Regions from separate parts of the Mus musculus genome. Here region 1 is linked to region 2. The links are chromatin loops, found by intact Hi-C in ENCODE. Cell type or tissue: gastrocnemius. All regions are shown on one strand. Each heading gives the region's core, and the rest is flanking DNA. Links, peaks and the distances in the headings are about the cores only. Region 1 overlaps Usp43 (ubiquitin specific peptidase 43). Region 2 overlaps Gm31954 (a long non-coding RNA gene).

Region 1 (4,394 bases), core at 112-4,111, 510 kb before region 2:
GGGGATGGGCGGAATGCTAAGAAGGCAAGCAGAGCACCAGCACCATCCATCTCTCTCTGCTCCCTGACTGTAGGCGGACCTGGGACCAGCTGCCTCAGTCCTGCCCATCCCCCAGCAATGGCAGGCTACAGTGTAGCCCTCAAAGCCAAAATGAACCCTTCTGCCCTTCTTCCCTTGCCTTTTGCCATGAAATTTGGTCACAGCAACTAGGAAACTCATGTGGCCTCTCATCTTGCCATGGTGTTTGTCACTGTATCACTTTTATCCCACCACACGTCACAGGGGTCTAATTCTTCACAAGGACTCCTTAGGAAGCAAAGTGAAGCCGAATGTGGCAGCTCACACATGTAACCCCAGCACTCAGGAGGCTGAGGGACAGAATTACCAGGGGTGTGAGACTAGCCTGGGCTTCACAGTCAGTTCCACAGCAGTCTAAACTACAGAGTGAGAAGGTCCCGTCTCAAAAATTAAGTAATTAACAACTACATATATGAAACAAAGACAGGTTGTTTGGGTATGTGCCTTCTAAGCCACAGAATGAGATGCTGTCTAAATAAATAAAAAATAAAAAATCAATCAATCAATCAATCAATCAAAGACAGGTCTGATGGTACATGCTGAGCCCAAGGCAGGAAGGTCATGTGGTCAAAGCCAGCTTGGGCTACAAAGGAGGCAGGCTTAAGCCAGCAGAACAGTTTCCCACCTTCTCCATCTCCTCTCCTATCACAAACCTTCAATATCTGCATCTCACTAAGCATCCCTCCGGTACCCCGCCGATATTCTCAGGAGTGGAAAAGCATAAAGCCACATGTGTTCCCATCCCAGCTTAGCCACCTCCTTGCTGTGTGACCTTGGACAATTCACTAACCCCTCTGAACCTTTTTCCTCACTTCCAAGATGAAGATCTCTGTAATATCTTCTTTATAAGAGTGGTCAAGATTAACTCACGAGATAAACTGAGCGCTGTGCCACATGCCTATATCTCAACACTGGGAAGGCTGAGGCAGAAGGATGGATAGAAATTTAAGGACACCCTGGAATATATATATAGGGGTACCAGGCCAGCCAGAATCATATAGTGAGACCTTATGTCAGAAGGGAGGGAGGGGAGACAGAGGGAGAAAACCATCAAGGGACAGGGCCCACACTTAGTAAACATGACTGGTTAGCTGCTGTTGGATCACAATTACCATCACCTTCTGAACTGCAAAGTGTCTCTTTGCGGTCACCCTGAGTAATAATGCAGAAGTCAAGGCCGGGTCACCACAGACACCGAGGGACAACTAATCAAATAGAAGCCAGTGAGTCATGCTGGAGTCATCTGGGAACCACACATTAGCCTGGGCAGCTGGCCCAGTCAGCATTCTGTCATCCAATGGCCAGGCCCCAGCCGTTCCAGCACACCTCCTCTGCAGGGACACCTCCTTCCTCTGCAACCATCTTCCTCAAGGCCGCCACTGTGCTGAGGATTGGCACGGCCAAGCCAACACGCAGAAACCGCTGGCTCTTTGAGGGGAACACCAAAGTGACACTCAAGAATCTGGAAAACAGAAAGGGAGCCAAAATTCTTAAAGGACTGAAGGGAATGGTCACCAATGCCATGGTCCATGGCTGGCAGGCTCAGTCCTTAGACACAGTTTGCTAATTAGGTCCCTGCACGTTAGGTGCCCAGCCACTAGGTGGCAGGAGAGAGTCAAATCTCCCAAACTGCTTTTCCATGGGGTTGAACATAAGAGAATTTTGAGTAGAAATTATACTATATAGATCTCCATCCGGTCCCTCTGATCCTAAGACTGTTAACAGTTAAACAGCTAAAACAAATGAATAAAATAAAATAAAATAAAACAAACAAACAAAGAAAACTCTGCATTTTGTAAATCAAAACAGCCAAGTGGCTTATTTTAGAAGAAATCAACCCTACTGGTCACTTTCCCATCAATGAAAATTTCCCTTCCAGTCTCTGCTTTCACTTCCCCTCACAGACCCCGGAGCCCACTCCTGAGGGACAGTGACTGCTGTGCTGTAGTAAGTAGCCAAGTCACAAGCTGGGATTAGAACCTGGGAAGTCTGCCCCAGAGTCACTGCTTTAACCACTGTGCTTCGTACGGAGACTCCTCAGTCACAGCCCACATTTTGATTCTATCAACGGTGGTATAACCCATGCTACTGTATAAGACCACTGTCATGCTTATGACACAGACAGCACAGCAGTTCTCAGCAGATGGAGGTGTGACTGTCATGTGTGGCTTTGTGAAGAAGTCCTGTGTTCTGCTAGATCCTAAGCATGCAGATGTGGCTAGGAAGGGGAGGAGTCAGGACTGAACAAGGTGGGAACACAATGAAGAAACACCTCCACCTCCAGGCCCACACTGGCTCCTACAGTCACCTTCCACAACACAGGCCAGGCCAGTTGTGTTGATGGCAAGGTGGGATTCTGGGAAAGAGACTGCACTGCCAGGCCTTGCTTTCAGACACTGCAACCCACTGCTCTCTCACCCCAATACCAATTTTTTTTCCTCACCTGTACCAAACAAGCCTTTTTTTCTTTCTCTTTCTTTCCTCCTTCATGAAATAATCTCCCTAGAATCAAGTGTGGTAGCTCATGCCTACAGACACAGCACTTGGGAGGCTAAGGCAGAGGGATCGGCTATAGAATGAGACTTTGTCCATAAATAAATAATAAATAGGAAAGACAGAAAAGAAAAAATTTTCCATACCTTTATGAGGAAGGGACAAGACTGTGAGATATGGCAGGGAAGAGCATGTGGCAACAGAAGCCCTTGTCTGATTGAAGTGGGGGCTGTGCTAGCTCCTGAGCAGGCCAGAGATCTAAGTCAGGACACTGCGTGGACTCAGCACAGACACACAAAAGCATCCTGTTCATCAGCTGGAGACTGCACACCCCTTTCTCTTTAATTGCCTATTACCTGAGTGGCACCTGACTGTACAACCAGTCTTAGAGACAGCTAAGTGAAAATGGCAGCTCCAGGAAGAGAAGGTTCTCAGGAAAGAGGAAAGAGGGACCAAGTACAGTGGGCATGTCGAAGCACTTGGGACACTCACGTACCTCGTCTGGCGCAAGGGGATGGGAAGGGACACACACAGGAAAGGGTCGAAGGTGTTGCTTTGTTTTAGGCAGTGTGGACAAGTCAAGGAAGACCTGTGAAGGCAAGAGCAGAGATGAACCGTCATCACACTTAGGTAGCTTGGTAGCCCTCAAACATCGCCACAGAATTACTACAGCACTTCCTTTCCAGCAGTTCCATGCAGAACTGAAAGCAGGTGTTCAATGATCACTTACGTGTGAATGCTGCTGCAGTCCTGCACAAGCCTCAGAGCCGGAACCAACCAGAGTACCCAGCAATAGATAAGGGGGTAGACAAAATGTGGTACATCCACACTGTGGAATACAACTCAGCCATAAAAAACAAAACAAAAAAAAACAAAAACAAAAACAAAAAAACAAAAACAAAAATACATAGTCCCCGGAAATATGTCAAGTACCAAGAAATGCCCAGATCTATAGTATCACTCTATTTATTTATTGTTTTGTTTTGTTTTGTTTTGTTTTTTCGAGACAGGGTTTCTCTGTGTAGCCCTGGCTGTCCTGGAACTCACTCTGTAGACCAGGCTGGCCTCGAACTCAGAAATCTGCTTGCCTCTGCCTACTAAGTACTGGGATTCAAGGCATGTGCCACCACTGCCCGGCTGTATCATTCTATTTATATGAGCTATCTAGAATAGGAAATGCCAAAGAGATGCACTTCAAATCGGTGGTTTCTAGAAGCTGGGGGCAAAGTAAGTGGAATGTGACTATTCCCTGGGTACCAGATTTCCCTGAGCCCCCAAAACACATGAATCGCTTTTTTGAGATGGCTATTTTATTTATTCATTTGTTTGCTTAATTGATAGGGAGAGTGGAAGGGTACCACAGTATGTATATCGAGTCAGAACAGTCTCTGGGAGTCGGTCTTTTCCTTCCACCATGTGGATTCTGGCATAGAACTTAGGTTATCAGGTTTGGCAACAAGTGCCTTTACCCTCTGAGCCATCTCACTAGCCTAGTCCACAGATGGATTTTTAAAGGTGCAGACTTCCAGGTTTTCCTGACATACATTACATATCAATGACATAGGGGAGGGACTCTGGCATCTTAAGTATAAAAACTTTCCAAGAGTCAGATGTGGTATTTCATAACTGTAATTCTAGCACTCAAGAGGCTAAGGTAGAAGGGTGGAAAGTTCCAGGCCATTATTGTAGGCTATATAGCAAGATACTATTTCAAAGATAACAACAGTAACAACAACAACAACAACATAGCAAGAAGGTGAACCTATATATAGATTCACCTGAGGTGTCTGCTCTTTGCCAGATCCTGGTGATACAAGTTACCT
Region 2 (4,394 bases), core at 66-4,065:
ATAAACAACAGCATATGTGTCTGTGTGACCGCTATGCAGATAAGCAATACAAGTTAAGAGATGAGGCTGGAGAGATAGCTCAACAGTAGAAGGCACTTGATACTCATGTACAGGACTGGGATTCTGTTCCCAGCACCCACATGGTGACTCACAACCTCCTATACCTCCAGTTTCAGGGGACTGAATGGCCTCTTCTGGCCTCTGTGACCACCAGGCACACAAATGGTATGCATACATACACAGGGGGCACTCATACATACATAGAAGATAAAAGTAAATATAAACCTTAAAAAAAAGATGTACAGAGACTCTAGGGGCTGAGACTCTGGGCACAACTGGAGAATAGATACTTATGTTGAAACTTGAGGTTGGGGAAGGTATTAGTCAGGTAGGAGAGTAGAGGTTTTCCTTGGCAGGGACAGGGCAGGTAAAGGCTATGACCCTGGGGCAGCCTGGGGTGGTCAAGAAGCCAGTGTAGCAGTTAGCACATATTGATCACTGGCTATGTGTCCAGCCTGTTCTAAGAGCTAGAGTAGTACAGTGCTTCTAATGTCTCATTTCAGAAATGAGAAAACTGAGTCAAAAGGGGATCAAGTCACCCTGAAGTCACAATGCTACAAAGCATCAGAGTCACCATTTGGATACAGGGCATCTGACTTCAGGCCTAGATGCTCAGCCCTCTGGCAGAGCTCCTCCACAAAGATAGGAAGTCACCAGTGTCAATGGTAACACCATGTTAGGTGAATGTAAAAAGACAAAGTCACTCTCCCGCCATACCTGTAGAGCCTGGAAGGACAGCAGTGGGCTCAAAAAGGTGTTTTCTTTGTCAGCTGTGATGGATGCGGTTGTTGTGCCCGTGATGGGACCAGGGCTTGATGCATACTGGGTAAATAGCCTTCCACTGAGCTACGTCCTGAGCCAGAGAACAGTCTCTTTAAGAAAGAGAAAGAGGCTAACTTCTCAGAGTCATGAGAGAGGAAGCACGAGGGCAAGAATGGTGTCAGCATTGTCTCATTGTCTTAAACCGTGCTGACAGTTGTCAGCGGCGGGCAGCTCCTCATTGGTACTTCCTGTAGGCTGGGCCGTCTTTGGAGTGCACTGTGTTCTTTGAGTCATGTCAATATAACAACTTCATAAGGTCAGGGCTGCCCCTCTCTCCACTTCAGACATAGAGGTTCCACGACTTGCTGATGTTGCATTAAGGAGGTGGCAAGGCTGGGTTTCTTAACAGAGCTTGTCTAGGCTCTGCTTTTGTGGAGGCTGCTGAAACACAGCCCCATGGCTCTCACCTGATAGGGAAGCGCTGCCCCCCCCCCCAGGCTTAGGGGTGTGGTTATGGCCACCCTATCACACTGCCTCTCAAGTGCTTTCAAAGCTGCACGTAGGAGGGGAAATGGCGATGGAGGAACTGACCTGGGCTCACTCTGCATTTGGGGATGAAGAGCACTACTGCTGTGCTCAGCCCCAGGTGGGAATTATTCCCAGCCCCCCTTTGAGAGGACTCTACATAGAGTTCAGCCGCTCTGACTGTCACATCCACACATTCAAGGTGGAAGCGACTCGCCCACCATTGACCCTGGTGACATGTTCCCAAACATAGTGGAAAGAACTTTCCAGAAGGCTAGTGGCCCTCCTCAGATTTCATCAGAGGTCACCCTCTGAGACTTGGCTGTCCATCAAACCATCAAAGATGTGGGACACAGCTTCGGCTCAGAACCAGAATCTTGTGTGTTCTTTTGTTTTCTGGTTAGCCCAGCGGGCTGAAAGTCAGACCTGTTAGTACAGCAAAGTTGAATCTTCCACTCTTAAGAGCACAGTGTGCATGGACAAGCCTGGAGGTAGGTGGAAGGGAAGAGATGGCCTGGGAAGGCCTGGAGGTTGGGTTAAGGGAAGAGATGGTGGCCTGGAGCTGTGACAGCTGAGGTCAGTCAGACACTCCTCTTTCTACAACACTAGCACCCTCTAGTGGGGGCTGTCTCTATTTACACTGCAGGTTTCTGTGCCTTACTTAGGTGATATTTTCACTCAGCTCCAATTGAAATGTTTTGTTTGGTTTTTTTCAAGGCAGGGTTTTTCTGTGTAGATCTGGCTGTCCGGGACATTGCTCTGTAGATCAGGCTAGTCTTGAACTCAGAGATGTGCCTGCCTCTGCCTCCCGAGTGCACAACTAGATCTGGCCTCTCCAACTGAAATTTAACACGTCCTTGAATGATTATTATGGTAATTATTATTCATTAGACAAAAACACTACTTGTGATTTTTTTGCCCCCCCCCCCAGTAAGTCAGCATATTTTAAAGAAATATCGTATAACATTGGTTGGAAACAACAGGAAGTGTCATGTATATCTGTTACTACTGGCTACCAGAGATGTCATTCCAGCATGTAATTAAATACGTTAATAAAGAAGTGTACTGTGTGTGATGGCTGTAATCCCAGTACTCGGTTTCCCGAGCTTGAGGCCAGTTGAGGAATTCAGGCCAGCGAAGATCAGGGAGAGTGAAAGTTGGAGCTCACCACCACTCCTTGCCTTAGTCTGAAGTTCTGTTGTCTGTGGTTCTCCACATCCTGCTGGCTATGAGCAGGACAGTGGTGGGACTCCTCCCAGTGCTAATGAAGGTTGACATCAGGACTATCGGGGCTCCTCACTGATCACCTAGTTAGCACGGGGGAGGCTGGGGGTGGCTGAGTCTACTCTACAAAGGTGAAAGGCTTCCAGCTTTAGGATGAGCCAAGGTCTCTGCAAGTCCTGAAAGCCAGGCCACACCCTGCTGACCAATTCTCTTTCCAACCCCTGCCCTCAGTTGAGGCTCACCAGGAGTCTTGAGCCATCATGCTTTTTTTTAACTGACACATTTAACTTTCTAATTCATGACGTATCTTACATATCCTAAACGGTTAAGTAGCTGTTGTACCTATGTTCTCCACATTTGAAGTCACTTCACAATAGTGTCTTCTTTGTCCCCTTTCGTTTTCCAAAGCGGGGTTTCTCTGTGTAATAGAACCCTGGCTGTCCTGAGCTTGCTTAAGTGGACCAGGCTGGCCTTGAACTCACAGGGATCCTGCCTCTGCCTCTCAAATATTGGAATTAAAGATGTGTGCCACTAAAGCCTGCCATGGGGGCCATTCTTACTCAAACCACCACACTATCTGAGGGACTCCTTCCAAACACAATGCAATAAGCAGTGGAAGCTTCTGTTGCAACAACTCAAAACAACTGGTTAAGTCACAATAATTAGTGTGTGTGTGTGTGTGTGTGTGTGTGTGTGTGTGTGTGTGTATACATGTGTTGCTAGGGATTAAACCCTGTGCGTATACTAGGCAAATGCTCTATGCCTGAGCTACGTGCCCAGCAAGGTCTCACAGCAGAGGTGTTCCTAGTCTGCCCCACATCCCTCATTCTTGAATGGACGGAGGTGATGATCACCCCTTATGTTAAATGTCTCTGAGAAGAGGACAAACCCTCACTAAGGGAAAACAAATTGACTTCCATCTCCAAGGCTCTTGGATGCACTATCTGGGATACAATAAGAAAATATGGCACGTGTAGGGAGAGGAACGCATCACCAACAGTGAAGAAAAAGGGGCAGACAGCAGTGGGAGCCTTGCAGTGATCCAAAGTTTGGAATAAATAGATAAGAACTTTAAAATGGAGGTAGTAGGTATGTTGAATGGGACAACAAGGAAAGGCAAATGGGTAAGATTCCAGTGGAGAACTTGATGTTAACAATAATCAAGCAGGCATCTTAGAACAAAAATTATATTTGGAGATAAGAACTCATATTGTTGACAGCGTAAAGCAGGACTGGCGGGACCCAAGCGAGGCTTCTGTGCGCACAAACCAAAAGGAGATTCTCTTACACAAGTCAGTGAGTTCACCATGCATGAAATTCTCGAAGGATTAATACAAGTATTACTTTTAATGATTTATTTATTTTATGTATATGAGTATATCATTGCTTTCTTCAGACACACCGGAAGAGGGCATCAGACCCCATAGCAGATGGTTGTAAAGACAAACCCTCACACACACATCCATAGCACCATGTGGTTGCTGGGAATTGAACTCAGGACCTCTGGAAGAGCAGTCACTGCTCTTAATCACTGTGCCATCTCTCCAGCCTAATACAAGTATTATATTTTAAAAATAAGTTAGTTCAGTAGAGCTTCAGGATAGAAAGGCAATATTCAGATAGGTATGTTACACACACACACCTAGAACACTTAATCCCAGCACGCTAGAGGCAGAGGCGGAGGCGGAGGCGGAGGCGGAGGCGGAGGCGGAGGCGGAGGCGGAGGCAGAGGCAGGTGATCTCTGTAAATTCAAACTTAACTTGGTCTACAGAACAAGTTCCAGATTAGCCAGGGCTGTGTAGTGGAACCTGTCTCAAAGCAA

Evidence for each region. Hi-C counts contacts between places; a loop is a spot of excess contacts. Peaks named below come from ENCODE experiments on the same cell type or tissue, not always from the same donor. Only the 100,000 strongest peaks of a DNase experiment are listed, where the experiment ranks them.
Region 1: it touches region 2 in a loop (2.6-fold over the local background); 7 of 42 quality-filtered maps call a loop at or near these places.

What each region holds. Positions count from the first base shown.
Region 1 is chr11:67,895,817-67,900,210 of GRCm38, forward strand. Usp43 (ubiquitin specific peptidase 43) reads right to left here. Exons shown (of 15, transcript NM_173754.4): 4 at 3,068-3,160; 5 at 1,405-1,540. Among named protein-coding and RNA genes, the nearest start is that of Usp43, 24 kb to the right of the region's middle. In gastrocnemius, for the core only: a CTCF peak has its summit at 1,675 (motif pointing right); DNase peaks (open chromatin) are centred at 1,386 and 1,659; H3K4me3 peaks cover 243 bases; H3K27ac peaks cover 1,002 bases.
Region 2 is chr11:68,406,404-68,410,797 of GRCm38, forward strand. It overlaps Gm31954 (a long non-coding RNA gene), which reads left to right. Exons shown (of 4, transcript XR_879961.3): 4 at 1-171. Among named protein-coding and RNA genes, the nearest start is that of Gm31954, 9.2 kb to the left of the region's middle. In gastrocnemius, for the core only: a CTCF peak has its summit at 1,967 (motif pointing left); a DNase peak (open chromatin) is centred at 1,949.